2 separate regions of the Homo sapiens genome follow, and region 1 is linked to region 2. A link is a contact called in ENCODE Hi-C or POLR2A ChIA-PET data. All regions are on one chromosome and are shown on one strand. The core of a region is the stretch at or near the end of the contact, and the rest is flanking DNA. Distances in the headings are between cores, read along the strand shown.

What was found. A loop is a pair of places that touch in the nucleus more often than their neighbours do. ChIA-PET counts read pairs that join two places held with the same protein, here RNA polymerase II (POLR2A). Pooled maps may share reads with other maps.
Region 1: a loop to region 2 is called in a map of naive thymus-derived CD4-positive, alpha-beta T cell, with 2.7 times the contacts of the local background. The contact joins the promoter of SIRPG here to the enhancer-like site in region 2. A Hi-C loop is called at or near these places in 1 of 168 maps with a recorded cell type or tissue (naive thymus-derived CD4-positive, alpha-beta T cell) and 7 of 50 pooled maps. POLR2A ChIA-PET finds 5 or more read pairs at or near these places in 4 of 52 experiments (PC-9, Panc1 and activated CD4-positive, alpha-beta T cell).

Annotation. Positions count from the first base shown.
Region 1 is chr20:1,656,408-1,659,630 of GRCh38, forward strand. SIRPG (signal regulatory protein gamma) reads right to left here and starts at 1,372. Exons shown (of 6, transcript NM_018556.4): 1 at 1,235-1,372. The coding sequence starts at 1,307.
Region 2 is chr20:1,774,765-1,778,228 of GRCh38, forward strand. It overlaps the pseudogene LOC100289473. Among named protein-coding and RNA genes, the nearest start is that of SIRPG, 120 kb to the left of the region's middle. Within about 2 kb of position 2,209, at least 4 of the 41 ENCODE cell types and tissues checked have a DNase peak (open chromatin) inside an H3K27ac peak, as active enhancers do; they include PC-9, where a contact is called at or near this core.

The DNA of each region.
Region 1 (3,223 bases), core at 122-2,621, 120 kb before region 2:
GTGCATCTGCCTTACAGGAAGAGAGCAATTGCTGAACTATTACTGCTGTCATTTGGGTACAGTGTATGTGTAAAAAAAATAATTTGAAAAGTGAGACCTTGCCCTCTAAGACCTGTGAGATGACATCACAGCAGGGCCCAGTGGGCAACTGAGAGGCTATTGTGCCCAGCCCTGTGACCGGGGGTCAGCTGCATGGTCTGAAAAAGGGGTGAAGACAGGCAGCCTGTCTGGGAGCTGTGAACAGGGCTCTCTCAGGTGGCACCAGGAAAGACCTCCCAATCCTGTCTGCCTGGGGGAAGGGAAAATAAATTCTCCAGAGGAAAGTCAAGATGACCAAGGGAGATGGTGGTGCCTGTTATGGGCTGAATGTGCCCCCAAAACGAATGGGTTGAAGCCCCAATCCCCAGCGCCTTAGAATTTGACCATATTTGGAGACAAGGTCTTTAACCCATTTATGCCCGAGGTTGCAATTTTTTTTTAATTTGAAAAATCAGACCTTGGCGATGCCCTTGAGCAGTAGGATATAAATAACTCCCGCAAGCTTAGTGATCCAATAACGGAGCACTAGGCATAAATGGGTGAAGCAATTTAGTTAAATGAGGTCACTGGCGGGGAGCCTTAATCCAATATGGCTGATGTTCTCATAAGAGAAAATGAGAATACAGACACACACAGAGGAAGACCATGTGTCAAGACACATGGAGGAGATGGCCTTCTACAAGCCAAGGAGAAAGACCTCAGTAGAAACTAACCCTGCTGGCATCTTGATTTTGCAATTCAGCCTCCAGAACTGAAAGAAAGAAAGTAAATGTCTATTGTTTTAGTTACTGAGTCTGTGGTGCTTTGTTGTGGAAGCCCTAAGAAAGGAATATAGGACGCTGTAAGCATGAAATGTGGAACTTCTTAAAGAGGAGGAGGGCACACAAAAATGGGTAGGAGGACTCAAGACAGGTAAGGATTTAATAATGATTCTTCTGTGTTTGTCAAATAAAATATTATAAAAATGTAACTAATTGTGATGGTGGCAGAAGCCTCACAAGGTTTGATGCCTCTGGTAGCCAGCTGCAGATCCACAGAGAAAGTGCTCAGCTCCCTGATCTTCTGCTCTTGGACAATGTCCAGTCCTTGACCTTCCTTGGCAGTGCTTGTGCTTATCTGAAATTGCTGCAAGTCCAGGGGCAAGGCTAGGTCCAGGAAGCAGGGAGAAAGGGTTCTAGCCCAATGCAATGCTCACCTGTAAGTCCCAGCAGTAGAGTCAGAAGCAGGAAAGGACCAGGAGGATGGGGCCAGGAGGCTGGGACAGGCATTTTGGAGACCTCAGAAGCCTGCTCTGTTCAAACGTCTGTTCTGGGGAGATGTCAGGCCCTGCTCTGAAGACAGAAGACAAGCCCTGCCTCCCTCAATTCAAGAGGAAGTGGCTATGATGGAATGCAACAGTAACCTGCTTCTAGATTGTGACTTACAAATCAGGCACAGTAGGCAGCTACAAAGCAAGGAGTTAATCGTGCTCCATTTTCAGGATAATCAGACAGGGTTAGCAGAAATAATGCTTCCTGCCTGCCTGGGACCTGTGCTCCCTCCTCGTGTCCCCAAACCCATTTTCAGGTCTTCTTGGTGATTTGCCATTTGAGGCTTTTAAGTCAAGAAAGATCTGTTGTTAGGTATTGTTTTCTAAAGTCTTTATTTCAAGACCCTAGGATGTGGTTGGCTTGTGGTCTTGTTCTGCACCAGCCTCAACCAAATGCCACTCCGCTGGACGTAGGAGAAGAGTTCACAGGACCTGCTCAACACTGGAGAGGAACCAGATCTTCTCCTGAAATGATTTTCTATTCCAAATTGCTATAATTGGCAACACTTAGCCCAAATTCAGTCTCTTGTGGACCTTAGCACTTTCATGTGCCTGCACCCAGCAGAAGGAATTATTTCTTGACTCCTTCCAGGAGAGAAACTGGGTTTGAGGTAATAAGCAACTGCTTTGTGGAGTGAGGTGGGGATTGTGGGTTATGGAAAGGGGATAGGGTTATCATGAGGGAAGATTATGGTGGGCAGGTTCCTGGGGCCGTCGCATCAATTTCAATACCCTTTCTTCTACACACAGAGCACCTATTTCATTCATCACTGAGTTCGGATGGGAAATGAGGAAAGAGGAAAAATCCATGCTCCTGCCAAGAGTGTGTGCCAAGGAGTTGGGGAAGTCGCTGGGCCCTCCTATGCTCAGTTTCAATCTCCTAAACTGGGAATAGTAAGTCTTTTTGTGCAGTGTTTTAGTGACGATTAAAGAGGTAATGAGCATATCATGCCTGAAACCCAGTAGGTCATTATTGATACTCACGGTGCCAGGTGAAGTGCGGGAACTCAAATGTTGCTTTTGAATGGATCCCTCCTGCATGCTGAGTTGCCCACCAGTGGCTTTCTCCCAGCAACCCAGGCCTCCTGAGACCCAGCTTATATAGTGTATTTGGACTCTCGCTGCCACCCTGAAATCAGTTTCTCCCTCTGGATTCTCTAAATCCCGCTCCTTGTTCAACCATAGATTAATTCCTCCTCTTACAATTTCCAGCTGTGTGATTTTCAAAAAGACACTACTTCTCTGAGCCTTGGTTTGATTGTATGTAAATAAATGTTAGAATATGCACCTTGTAGAGCTATGGTAGGAATAATATAAGCCATACTGAATGCTTGACTCATAATTAATTATAAGCAAAAAAACATGGCTATAATTATTTTCTGTGTACAGGAAGAGTCCACTGGTTCTCTGCCACCGTTGTGCCTTAGAAAAGCCACCTTGTTAAAAGAAATGATTTCTCTTCCAGCATCTATGACTAAGAAAGACCTGTCCAGAATCCTTCATCTCACATGTGGGTTTTAGGTTCTTAATCTGTCATGAATAATTGTCAAATCAAATTGTAAATGTTATCATGTTTTAATTGAAAGTCCTGTTTTAATGTGGCAGATGTACACAGGGTGAAATCTTCCCCTCCTTCTCCACACCCACAGTAGTGAAAACACAAAATGAAAAGAATATATGAATCAATGTCTAATTACACTTGAATACAAGCAATTGGCTTCTATATGACATGAAGGAATTATAACAGCTATCATTTATTGAGAGTTTCCTGTGCTCCAGATATGGTGCCAAGCATTTTTCTATTGGTAATGTCATTAAATCATTGCTCTGACCCCATGAGGTAAGCTCAACCATTAACCTCCTTTCACAGGTGAG
Region 2 (3,464 bases), core at 959-3,458:
TGGATTGATTCCATGTCAAGGAATTTATTTTACTGCTTTGCTATTGTGAGTAGTGCTGCAATGAACATACGCATGTATGTATCTTTGTAATAGAATGATTTATATTCCTTTGGGTATGTACCCAGTAATGGGATCGCTGGGTCAAATGGTATTTCTGGTTCTAGATCCTTGAGGAATCACCACACTGTCTTCCACAATGGTTGAACTAATTTACATTGCCACCAACAGTGTAAAAGCGTTCCTATTGCTCCACAGCCTTGCCAGCATCTGTCATTTCTTGAGTTTTTAATACTTGCCATTCTGACTGGTGTGAGATGGTATCTAATTGTGGTTTTGATTTGCATTTCTCTCAGAGTTAATTAATAAATTAAGTGATGTAACTAGTGTAGAATATGTAGCACACAGTAATCACTATATAAACGGTAGCCCTCCGCACCATATACTCACAATGACCATCCAAGGAATTATTATTAATCATATTTTTAATATTAACAGATAAAGAAAAGGCTCAGGGAGGGTTAGTGACTCATCCAAGGGCCTCACAGTGAACAGAACTGACATTGTAACCCAGGAATTCTGACTCCAAGCCAAGGCCTTTTTCTGTTACATCATAGCTGCCTCTACTTCTGCACAGTTGGCTCTATATTAACCAATGACCTTTAATATTGTCCTACTTGCAGCTCAGCTCTGGGCTAGGCACTGTGGAAACTGCAAACAGTCACTGCAGAGAACTTGCTATGGGCCCCATTGTCCAGATGCCAAGCAGGAGTCAAGGAAAGGAATCTTAAGCAGGGCTCTTTGAGGTGGGTATAACAATTGTCATTACAACAATGGAAAACTTGACTCAGAAAGGGAGTTGCGGCCAGGTGTGGTGGCTCACGCCTGTAACCCAGCACTTTGGGAGGCCGAGGTAGGTGGATCACCTGAGTTCAGGAGTTCGAGACCAGCCTGACCAACACGGTGAAACCCCATCTCTACTAAAAATACAAAATTAGCTGGCCATGGTGGTGTGTGCCTGTAATCCCAGCTACTTGGGAAGCTGAGGCAGGAGAATCACTTGAACCCGAGAGGCAGAGATTGCAGTGAACTGAAATCACACCATTGCACTCCAGCCTGGGCCATAAGAGCAAAACTCCATCTCAAAAAAAGAAAGGGAGTTGTTTTGTCTTAGGTCACATGGCTGGGGACACTGATCTGTTTGACTCCGACGTTTGGCCACCTCGAAACATAAGAGCCAGTCCCTGCTTCAAGGATGTGAGAGTCTAATCACGGAAGATGGGTGTAAATGGAATAAAACCCCAGGTCGGGGGACTTTGGGAACGCCCTTGTAGTTTAAATACTAATTGTGAGAACTAACTGGTATGGACCGATAAGACCACACAATTCAGGAAGAAATAAATATCAGAAATAGAGCATTTAAAATTGAGATTTGAGAAGAGACTTGAGATAACACTAAGCTTTGTATTCTCGGGCAGGATAGGAAAGAAAAATGCAGAAAAACACATTGAATTTTTGAACAGACACGCCTGCATTCTAACCCCAGCTATGCTGTTTGGAACCTCTGAGACCTTGGTCCCTGTGCTAGCTCTGGGCTCTGTTGTAGGATCAGATAATGTATTTGAGGATGCCTAGTGTGCAGTAAATGCTCTACGGGTGTCACCCAGTAGGAACAGAGACAGAGTGGGGAGTTCGTAACAGGTGAGGGTGCTGATGAAGGCATTTATGGGCCAGGTTGGGGAAGGATAGCTGCAATGCTTTGTTAACACCAAATAGAAAGGGGCCTAAATGCCAGAAAAGGAAGGGGCTGCCCTTCCCCCTGCAGACCACGGGGCCCCACAAAGCTGCATAGCGGAGCCATATAATCAAAAGGATGCTCCCAGGGGGTTAATGTTGCAGCAGTGGGCCAGATATACCGCATGCAGGCAAAAGAGAAAAATAAAAGAAGAAAAAACCAGCATGAGTCAATAAAGAAGTATCGTAACTTGCTTCTGATCAGAAAGGACCAGTTTTGAGTTTTTCAGCCAGACCTGTATATCCTGCTGGGTGAGTGTTTTTCTTCTCTCTGCTGGACAACAGACAAAAAGGCACGGGGAGACTGAAAGCTGAGTGGGATCATTCCTCTTAAGAATTCTTACAGCAGCCAGATAAGAGGCCAATTCCGTCAGGGAGAGAGAGAATGCGAGGTGGAGGGCCCTGGTGGGAAGATGGGCTGTTGTTGCCGGTCCGGCACCCTTACCCTGGCAGCGGCCTGCGCTGTAATACTCCGAGGCATCCACCCTCACTGCCCCCAGGGGACTGTCCTTTTTGACTTCACGTGGTTCTGGAGGGCTGTGGGTCCATAGGCTGGCTTACCCCTAGCTCACAAGGCCCGGCCGATCCTAATGACCTCCACCCACCCTCTCGGACACTGAGCGCCCCCACCGCCCAGCCGGCCCACTCTGGGCCAGTAATTCATTCTCCCGAGCTCATCCCAGCCTCTGGGCCGGTAGTTCATTCTCCCGAGCTCATCCCAGCCTCTGGGCCGGTAGTTCATTCTCCCGAGCTCATCCCAGCCTCTGGGCCGGTAGTTCATTCTCCCGAGCTCATCCCAGCCGGGCGGAAGGAGCGCCGCCCGCGCTCTCTGGGTCTGAACTGCCGGCCGACAGCTCCCTCTTGTGGAGAAAACGGTTTGAGGCCGCAAAGAGTGAGCGAGAGACGGAGGCAGAGATTCCAGGCGGCAAGGCGGGCCAGAGAAACGATCAGCACGGCCAACAGACGACCCACAAAATGGGAGAAAATATTCGCAAAGCGCGCATCCGACAAAGGTCGAAGATCCACAATCTATAAGGAACTTAAATAAACTAACAAGTAAAAAAATAACACCATTAAAAAGTGGGCGAAGGATGTGAACAGCTACTTTTCAAAAGAAGACACACCCGCGGTAAACAAGCATGTGAAAGAATGTTCATCGCTAATCATTAAAGAAATGCAAATTAAAACCACAATGAGATACCATCCCACACCAGCCAGAATGGCTATTATTAAAAAGTCAAAAAATAACAGAGGCTGTACACCAAACTGCCCCCAACACAGTTTACCTATGTAAAAACCTGCACATGGGCCCAGACCTAAAACCAAAGTTAAAAAAATAATAATAAGATAATATAAAAATACTCAAAAAAGAGAGAAAGTGAAGAGGACAAGGAAAAAGAGAAGGATGGAAGGAGAAGGAAAGTGAGGGGGAAAAGGAAAGGGAAAGGAGGAGGAGGATCTGTTTGACCCCGTGTAAGGGCCTGTCCTGACCCCATGTAAGGGTCTGTCCTGACCCCGTGTAAGGGCCTGCCCTGACCCTACGTAAGGCCGTGCATGGACCCTCTTTTCCAGCTGAATTCAGAATTCTGGCCTCTGTTTAAAGTTGCCATCCAGAAACTTTCAACTGTGCCAGTCTTGATTAATAGCCTTTCTAGAAGGCACTTTGGTGCTCA